2 separate regions of the Homo sapiens genome follow, and region 2 is linked to region 1. The links are chromatin contacts, found by Hi-C or POLR2A ChIA-PET in ENCODE. All regions are on one chromosome and are shown on one strand. Each heading gives the region's core, a stretch centred on a gene start or an enhancer-like site at or near the end of the contact. The rest is flanking DNA. Distances are from core to core; before and after follow the strand shown. Region 1 overlaps LOC105373714 (a long non-coding RNA gene). Region 2 has its middle 83 kb from the start of TANK-AS1.

Evidence for each region. Hi-C counts contacts between places; a loop is a spot of excess contacts on that map. ChIA-PET counts read pairs that join two places held with the same protein, here RNA polymerase II (POLR2A). Pooled maps may share reads with other maps.
Region 2: a map of naive thymus-derived CD4-positive, alpha-beta T cell shows a loop between it and region 1 (5-fold over the local background). The contact joins two enhancer-like sites. A Hi-C loop is called at or near these places in 1 of 168 maps with a recorded cell type or tissue (naive thymus-derived CD4-positive, alpha-beta T cell) and 6 of 50 pooled maps. POLR2A ChIA-PET finds 5 or more read pairs at or near these places in 1 of 52 experiments (activated naive CD4-positive, alpha-beta T cell).

Annotation. Positions count from the first base shown.
Region 1 is chr2:157,895,958-157,900,616 of GRCh38, forward strand. All of the region lies in intron 1 of LOC105373714 (a long non-coding RNA gene), which reads left to right. Among named protein-coding and RNA genes, the nearest start is that of ACVR1, 22 kb to the left of the region's middle. Within about 2 kb of position 2,759, at least 6 of the 41 ENCODE cell types and tissues checked have a DNase peak (open chromatin) inside an H3K27ac peak, as active enhancers do.
Region 2 is chr2:161,075,423-161,080,081 of GRCh38, forward strand. No RefSeq gene overlaps it. Among named protein-coding and RNA genes, the nearest start is that of TANK-AS1, 83 kb to the right of the region's middle. Within about 2 kb of position 2,234, at least 11 of the 41 ENCODE cell types and tissues checked have a DNase peak (open chromatin) inside an H3K27ac peak, as active enhancers do.

The DNA of each region.
Region 1 (4,659 bases), core at 1,509-4,008:
ACTAAGAATATATATAATACCATATATGTAAAGATAAATTATATATATTTGGCTAGGAATCCCTAAGAATCTATGCTGAAAGTAATTGTAAGGTTAATGTGGTTTAAATTATTTGATTCAAGTAGTGATTCAGGTCATATAGACAGTATCTTTGAACAAATATCAGTGTTGTAAACAGTTGTGTTATTGAGTCCCGCAAGGACTTCCTCTGAAATTGTGCCTGTCTTTGTAGAGTGATTATGCAGGAATTTTTCTATCAAGGAAATACTGTTTTTCTTCCCAGGGTAATTTATAAATTACCTAGATCAAAATCTTTACAGGAGGATGTTAAAATGCAGTTTCCAGGGCCCATCTCAGACTGTATTTTCAGCATCTCTAAGGCATATAGTTCAGGGATCTGCATTTTATTTAAAAACAACTGGTAATTCTTAAGCACACTGAAGTTTGAGCACCACTTTCTTAAGGAATGGAGATAGTGATAATTCTAATTCTGAGAGGTTTTCAGCTACCTTCCTTCTTTCACCACACACACTCAGGCCCAGAAATACAACAACTGCTAGTGAGACAAAACGGTTGGAATTTGGTAGATTTAGCTTCTCTCCCCCACAACCTCTGTTCTCTGTCTAGTTAAGGCTGGACTATTCTACTCATACCCTCCTTGTCCATAGGAGACATTAGCTTGACTATAGTTTGTTCTAAATGGGTGGCCATACATCCCAGTGTGCCCAGCATAATTATTAATAGCACTCTTTTTCATCTCAAAAGTGTCCCAGTTTGGATGATAGATTATACACCATTACCCTAGGCCTAGAAGACATTTGATTAACACGTGTAGGACACGAATGAGGACTGGCAAAATTTCTAAGGTATGTTATTCATGAGTATGGGGAAATATACCCAGATACCATTGACGACAATGAGAAATGCTTTGGGAAGTGACATAGGAATGATCAGAGAAAATTATATTCTCAAGTTATCCCATAAATTCGCAGCAAGAAAGGCAGGACATAGAAAAACTAGGAAGTCTAGACAGGTTAATATCTCCTCTCTCACCAAGCAACTGAGCCCCCCTCCCCTGACCAAAAAAAGCATGAATCTCGTCACCGTACAGAGTTGGTTATTTTCCTCCTTTCTGCTTAATGGCTATGATCTTGGGCAAGTTATTGAGTATCTCTGAACCTCACTCTACTCATGGGTAAAAAAGATAATAAGGCTTACTTCAGTTTTGGGGAGTTACTGAAATAGGTGTGTAAACCAGCTGGCACTGTGATTAGGTGCTCAATGGTAGCAGTTCCACCATTATTCTTTCCATCATGGCCACTCTGCACTGTAGTCTCACCAGAGTCACATGACTTTTAAAATAAAGTGTTCCTGTGAGAGGAGCCACAAGGAGGCTGTGGAAGTGGGAGTTGATTCTTGGGTTTAAAGACTTTTTTTGGTTTGTTTTTGTTTTTGAGAGAAGGTCTTGCTCTGTTGCCTAGGCTAGAGTGCAGTGGTATGATCATAGCCCACTGCAGCCTCAACCTCCCGGGCTCAAGCAATCCTCCCACCTCAGCCTTCTGAGTAGCTGGGACTACATGTGCACCATGCCCAACTGATTTTTGTATTTTTTGTAGAGACGGGGTTTCACCACATTGCCCAGGCTGGTCTTGAGCTCCTGGACTCAACCAATCTGCCTGCCTCAGCCTCTCAAAGTGCTGGGCTTGCAGGCATGAGCCACCATGTCTGGTCTTTCTCTTTCTGTCTGTCTGGCTTGCTTGCTTGCTTGCTTGCTTGCTTGCTTGCTTGCTTGCTTGCTTGCTTCCTTTCTTCTGTTCTTCCTTTCACTGCTTCTCTTTTTTTTTTTTTTTTTTTTTGACAAACTCAGTCATAAAGTCTTTGGTGAATGAAAAAGAAAGTGAAAGATTAAAGGGAAGAGCAGTAACTGAAAAACAGGTGCCGTGGTGCACACTTGTAGTTCAAGCTACTTGGGAGGCTGAGATGGGAGGATTGCTTGGACCCAGGAGTTCGAGGTTGCAGTGAACTATGAAAAAAAAAAGATCACTGAAGATGGATCAGAAATGGCAGATTTATAGACCTATGTGAGGCAAAAAAAGAATGGAAAGAAAAGGAAGGAAGGAGGCCAGGCACAGTGGCTCATGTCTGTAATCCCAGCACTTTAGGAGGCCGAGGCTGGTGGATCATGAGGTCAGGAGATTGAGACCATCCTGGGTAACATGGTGAAACCCCATCTGTACTCAAAATACAAAAAAATTAGTCGGGTGTGGTGGTAGCGCCAGTAATCCCAGCTACTCGGGAGGCTGAGGCAGGAGAATCGCTTGAACCCGGGAGGCGGAGGTTACGGTGAGCCAAGATTGCGCCACTGCACTCCAGCCTGGGTGACAGAGTGAGACTCCCTCTCAAAAATGGAAAGGGAAAGGGAAGGGAAAGGAGAGAGGAAGGGAAGGGGGAGAGAGAGGAAGGAAGGAAGGAAGGAGGAAGGAAAGAAGAAAAAAAAAAGAGGTGATGAGCTGTAATCTCTAGTCAACAAAACCTGACTAGAATGTTGCCTGAGAACTTCTATAAAGGGTCCTGCAGGTTTTTTGAGGAATATGGGTCGGGTGGGGAGTAGCCCATCCTATGGAAATGATACTACTGTTCATATAACTGTTGCCTCTCAGCCATCTAGACTGCTGTTTGGGTGGGCGGGATGGAGAAATACTATTCTGTTAAAACTAAGAGCTTTGAAGTGGAGACAAACACAATCTGGTAGTATCACAGAGGCATTATTCACCCTGATGACTCACACTCTGGCTCCCACACAGCAGAGGCAAGAAGTAACATTAGTGACCTTGAAGATGTTGGCCAAGTATAGACCCAGCATTAAAACCTGAGTTCAAATGAACGTGTGTGTGTGTTTGTGTGTGTGTGTGTGTGTGTGTGTAGAGAGAGACAGAGACAGAAAGAGAGACTAAGAGAATACATGTTAAAGAGAATGTATGGTGAACAATTCTAAAAACCAGTATAAAAACTTCATATTGAAAGAGCTAACTCAACTAAATAATAAGTACTTACAAGGAAATAATCATTATGTGAGTGGGTCTCAGCTCAAAGCATTGATAAAGTTGTTCAGAGCGAGAACATTTAAAAGCATCATTGTTAGTGAGGAGGTAAATAGGAAACCCAGTCCCTATTCCTGGGCTCAAATCTCCCTCATCATTTCCATTCATCATGACTCTTTATGAATCCAGTTTGCTGAAAGTAATGTTTTCTGTGTTCCCAACCACACACTGCTCTATGTTCGGAGCCCTACAGACAAAATTCAAACAGATGCAGTCCCCAGGCCTTTGACAACATGCAATAGAAAGCAGACAATAATAAAAGAATGCATCGGAACCTACAGATGTGCAGGCAGCTGCACAAATGGCAAACAGAGTCATGACCTTAGACCAGATGGTCCCTGTGGCTTAGTAAAAAATTATCAACGTAGAACCCAGGCACAGTTTCAGGTTGATAGAGATAGCTAGTTCCTGGAATTGTACATTGAAACCTCAGAGAAAAATAAAAGCAAAACCAACCATGAAGTCATTTAAAGCTGACGAGAAGAGAGAACTTTAGGAGTTATGTACTAAACAGCTAGAATAGAAAGGGTTTCCAGTTACGGAGTTTGCCACATGGAAAAACCAGGGGATGATAGTGGAGCACACCATTGTAAACAGTGAAGAATCTCATTGGTCACCATGTTTGCATGGACAAAAGAAGAGGACTGGAGTGCAAGGGCTGTAGAGGATGGCTTAAAGGTAGACTTGAGACAAGTGTACTCAGAGTTTGTTTCTCGTTTAAGTTTCCAAAGGTTTTATGGTTATGTTTCGGGTTATATTTGTCCCTCAGCATTTCTTTTTTTTTTCTTTCTTTCTTTTTTTTGAGACAGAACCTCTCTGTGTTACCAGGCTGGAGTACAGATGCGCAATCCCGGCTCACTGCAACCTCCACCTCCCAGGTTCAAGCAATTCTCCTACCTCAGCCTCCCAAGTAGCTGGGACTACAGGCACATGCCACAATGCCCAGCTAATTTTTGTATTTTTAGTAGAGACAGGGTTTCACCATTTTGGCCAGGATGGTCTCGATCTCTTGACCTCGTGATCTGCCCACCTCGGCCTCCCAAAGTGCTGAAATTACAGGCATGAGCCACTGCACCCGGCCCTATTTTTTTTTTAAAGTGTTTACCTTTCATGGGTGCATATAATAGTTACAGGAAGTAAGGTGTGGTTTACTCAGAATTCATAACTATAATTAAAACAACAACAACAAAAAACCTCTTAGGATCTTTTCTCTGCAATTAACAGTAGCCCAACTCAAAATAGCCTAAGGAGAAAAGAGACTATCATAAGAAAATCCATGTGTTTCCCAGACTCCAAGAACTGGAATGTAGGTGGGTCGCACTTAACCACACTTAAATACCACAAGCACTCTCTGTCCATCTTTTGTCTTTGTTTTGCCAGTTGGCTTCCTTCTTTGCTTGCTGCCAGCTAACCTGCTGTAGTGTTCATGCGTGCACATGGGAAACACAACTGCCAATAGGCCACATCTTATGTTTCTTCCTTTTCAAACAGCAGCAAGATTGACCTGAGTCTTAGTCTAATTCCAAACTCCTGGGAAAGGGTTAAGATTGATCCCATT
Region 2 (4,659 bases), core at 984-3,483, 3.2 Mb after region 1:
CGAGAAAATAGACATTCAGCACTGGGATACTTCACCATAACAAGAATCTATTTCATGCATGTTAATTAAGAGGGAGAATTTAACAAGTTAGACATTTATATTTTCATGTAGCTCAGTGTTTCCACTGCTCCTGGATTCCAAGTAGTGTGTGTCTTCCATACCAATAGTATTTCAACCCATACACTTCCATGCCATTTGAACGGGTGACTTTTGTTTTGAGGCCATCAAGCAGATTTGAAGAAGGATTTCTCTGTGGCCTGAATGGTGTTTGTCCTGAGACTGAATTTTTAGGATTACCAAGTGACAGAGGCACCCATGCATTCTTTAATGAATTCATTTTATGTGTGATACAAGGGGCCCTCTAAATTGTAGGACCTGGACAGAGACTCCTCTTTCCTGGGCTAAGAGCTGTACTCATTGCAGCAATGCAGAGGGACATTCCAAAAGGAATTAAGTCACTTATGTAAATCCTTCAGGAGAGATTTTGCCAGCCTCCTTTTCACCTTACCTCCTGTTCATCATTAATTATGCATGGTTGAGAAGATGTAAGAAAAACAAAATAGTATGATTTAGCACAAGCTTGTCCAACCCGCAGCCTTGATCCCACGTGCAGCCCAGGACGGCTTTGAATGTGGCCCAACACAAATTCATACTTTCTTAAAACATAATGTGATTTTGGGGGATTTTTGTTGTTGTTGTTCTCAGCTATCATTACTATTAGCGTATTTTTTGTATGGCCCAAGACAATTCTTCCAATGTGACCCAGGAAAGCCAAAATATTGGACACCCCTGATTTAGTACATCTTACATTCTTAAGCATTGATATAAGCACTTTATGTGCTTTAACATATTTTTATCTTCACAACCAAAGAAATAAATAATCTTATTATTCCTTTTTTTTAATGAGAAAATTGAGACACAAAGGTTACACAACTTGCCTCAGGTCACAGAGCTGGGAAGCAGTGGAGCTGGTAGGACAGAAATTAGTCAATGATTCTTTTATTCCGTGACTTCTTCCTTCTTCAGGTCTTACTTTTGATTTGCTTTTTGATTAAAGATTTTCTCAAAACAGTGCTAACACATTTAACAATGTGTTAAAACTGCTTGGGTTCTAATCCTGACTCTACCACTTGCCAACTGGGTATCCTTAGAAGTCACACTCTGTAAAGCAGAAACGGTCATAGTACCAATCTCATAGTGTTAATGTGAGAAATAAATCATGTAATAATGTACAGCATTTTTAATATTAGGTGCCATGTAAATGTTTGCTTTTGTTATTGTTCTGTTATTATGTATGGTTTATTTTCTAAGCTGCCCAATATGGAAAAAATCGTGACTTTCTTAGAGCTCTGTTGTGTGGTAGTTGAGTTAAAATATGAAAGACACTTAAAACAATGCCAGGCCAGGCGTGGTCGTTCCTGCCTGTAATCCCAGCACTTTAGGAGGCTGAGGCGATCACCTGAAGTCAGGAGTTTGAGTCCAGCCTGGGCAACATGGCAAAATCCCATCTCTACTAAAAATACAAAAATTAGCTGGGCATGGTGGCAGCCGTCTGTAATCCCAGGTACTCGGGAGGCTGAGGCAGGAGAGTCGCTTTAACTCGGGAGGCAGAGGTTGCAGTGAGCCAAGATCGCGCCACTACACTCCAGCCTGGGTGACAGAGCTCCATCTCAAAACAAACAAACAAACTTTGTATGTCCGTGTGTCAGTGGGGCTCATTCCAACATTTTGCCCCAGCACACTGAGGCGTGAGGCACGCTTCCAGAAGTAGCAGGGGCTACTGGGATATTTTGAGAGTATTTAAATAGTGAGCAGAAGGAACAGATAAGGGGAGAAAGTAGAGAATTAAACATGAGAGAGAACAAAAGAACAATGAAAAGTGTGAGGCCTTGGAAGAACTGTGAGAAATGGAATTCAAAGGGTTATTAAGGAATTAACCTCAGGAAGGAAAAGGAGCACATATTCGTGTGTAATACAGGGTAACAAAGAATGACTAGTGAGAATGAAGATGTTTACAGATTAGTTGGCAGAACTGGGGGAAATTTCTCTCTGGTGACCTCAATTTTCCCTATAAAATAGGAAGTGAAGTCATCTGTTGGACATAGTGAGAGCCAAATTTTGAAGAGAGAATAGAGGAAGTTTGAAATAGTAGCTGCAGAGAAGGGAAGAGATAATGGGACAGGCTTGAAGACCTAAATGACTTTACAATGGTTCAGAACACATGATGTGGCTGTGCGGTTTCCTTTAACACTGCTCAGAAATACTGTATGAGTTCAGGGAAAACAGCTGGGTTGGGGTTTTGCGAGGCTGTCACTATGGAAGGAAATACAGGTTTAAAGATACTGACAAAACAAAGGATGAAGTGATAAACCACAATGTCTAGATTCAGTTGACAAGGAAGATGACGGGGGAGTTGGGAGCAAGAAGTGGGGTTTATTTGGGGACACAGGTGACATTGAAGGATTGGGTGGCAGTAGCCAAATGTGAAGGTCACAAGGCAGTATAACTATGGTCAGAGATTTCCCAACAGTACAGATTTGAATGTAATATTTCAGAAGGTTCTGGATCATGACAGCATCAGGGTGCTGCCCTGGGAGGAGGGGCTGAAGAGAAACACAGTAAAAGTCCCTAGAGATGAGAAAATAAAGAAACTGAGAGGCCAAGCAATTGGATGGTATATTAGTTTGCTAGGGCTTCCCAAGTGCCACAGACTGGGTGGCTTAAACCACAGAAATTCATTTCCTCACAGTTGTGGAGGCTGGCACTCTGAGATCAAGGCGTGAGCAAGGTCTTTCTTCAGAGGCTTGTCTTGGCTTGTCGGTAGCCGTATTCTCCCTGTGCCTTTAAGTGTTCTTTCTTCTCTGTCTGTGAACTAATCTTCCCTTACAAGGACATGGGTCATATTGGATTGAGACCAATCTCCAAAGACTTCATTTAACCTTCATTAACTCTTTAAAGACCCCATTTCCAAATATAGTCATATCCTGGGGCAATAGAACTTAGGACTTCAACATATGAATGGGGATGGAGCTGAAAACACAATTTAGCCCACAACAGAATGGTCATTCAGGAAGAGACAGAGGGCACCCAGAATGGTGGTAAAATGGGTAGAGATGATGAGGGGAAATGAGGTACCCAACTCTTCAGTGTTTAAGGTGGCTAATTAGCTTGTTGCTGTTTCATAGAGTTTGTGTATTCCTCCATATTATTTAGGATTCCAAGCCATTTTTTTGTGCAGTATTTTTTTCATAGACCCATAACCCATGTCAGTTTTTTTGTTGTAGTGTCAATTTTTGTCTTTTACCAAAGACAGGGATTGTGGCTTGTACAACCCTATCCATTCAGCTAAGTGTGAGCCCCTCATTGACTGTGTAGCTGGAAATCTGGCTAAAATGACAAGTACCTGGACAAACATTCGTCATATATGACAGCATAAGACTAACAGAGAATCCACTCTCACTCCACCCCACTCTCACTCCATGGCTAGATTCTCTGACACACTGAACATAGAGCATAAAACAAAGCCTCAACCTACAATGCACACACATACTCCTAGAACTCTTAGAACTTTCCCATTTTCTACCCTTGTCATAATAAAAATGCCTACCATTTATTGAACAAAGCATTGTACAAGGTACTATGCTTTGTGCTGTACATTCACTATCTCATTTAATACTAACAGCAACCCTAGATGAGGAAATTGAGTAGAGAGAGGTTAAATAACCCACTTAGAGTCACCTAGCTAGTAAGTGGCAAGTCTGTCTGACTCTTCAAGTACTACATTCAACTACAGTGCTTTATTTGTGGGGACCAAATCTCCCCAGATGCAATGGCATGCCACCAATCCCATTCCCTTCCAGGGTGTTTATGAATTGATGTGGAAAGTGGGAGTGAAGAACAGTATACCTCAAAAAGTACTTCTTTTGTCATCCATTTTTTTTCTTGATTGTTCTAAACCCTGGACCAATCAGCAGGGCTCATGGAGAAATACTTGGCTTTTTACCTTCTTTCAGCTTAGCTGTCCTGTTATATTTCAGGAGGCAATTATTAGCTAACTTAAAAATTGTTTTTCCTCAATCTGCTTTTATTTCCTTGTGGAAATGGATACAAATTTTTATAGGTTTTAGCAATAGATTATCTGTCAGTTTTAGTTTTAGCATGAGGTAATGTGAGGTTTGCCTTTTACCAGTATTTCATAAACATTTAGTGGGCGAGTGGGAGAAATTGAATCAGTGGCTGCCAATTGCATGCCATTTTATTATAGGATTTTCTCCCTTTGTGTTTTTTATACCTCTTTCTCTCATGATGGTACTTTCTATTATCTCAGAAAACCATTAGGGTCATTGACAATTTAGTGTTTGAAGTTGCTGAGCTGAGAGGGACATTAACGTCAAGTCATAATGAGAATCTACCTACCCATTTATCAAGTAGGTTTTTCCTCTTTGTAGACCCTTTGGGCTTTGGCGGTTGAGACTAGAAGGATTAAGTTAGAATACAGAGGATAATTTATTGCTATGAAAATTTTCCAACTCTGCTCAACTTGGGTTCAGATTAATAATCAACTCATGAGACACAAAAGACTTCACTTAACTCCAAATTTACTTTGTTTTTAGAAAGAATCAAAAAGTAACAGCACAGTATGTAAAGTAACAGTGTAGT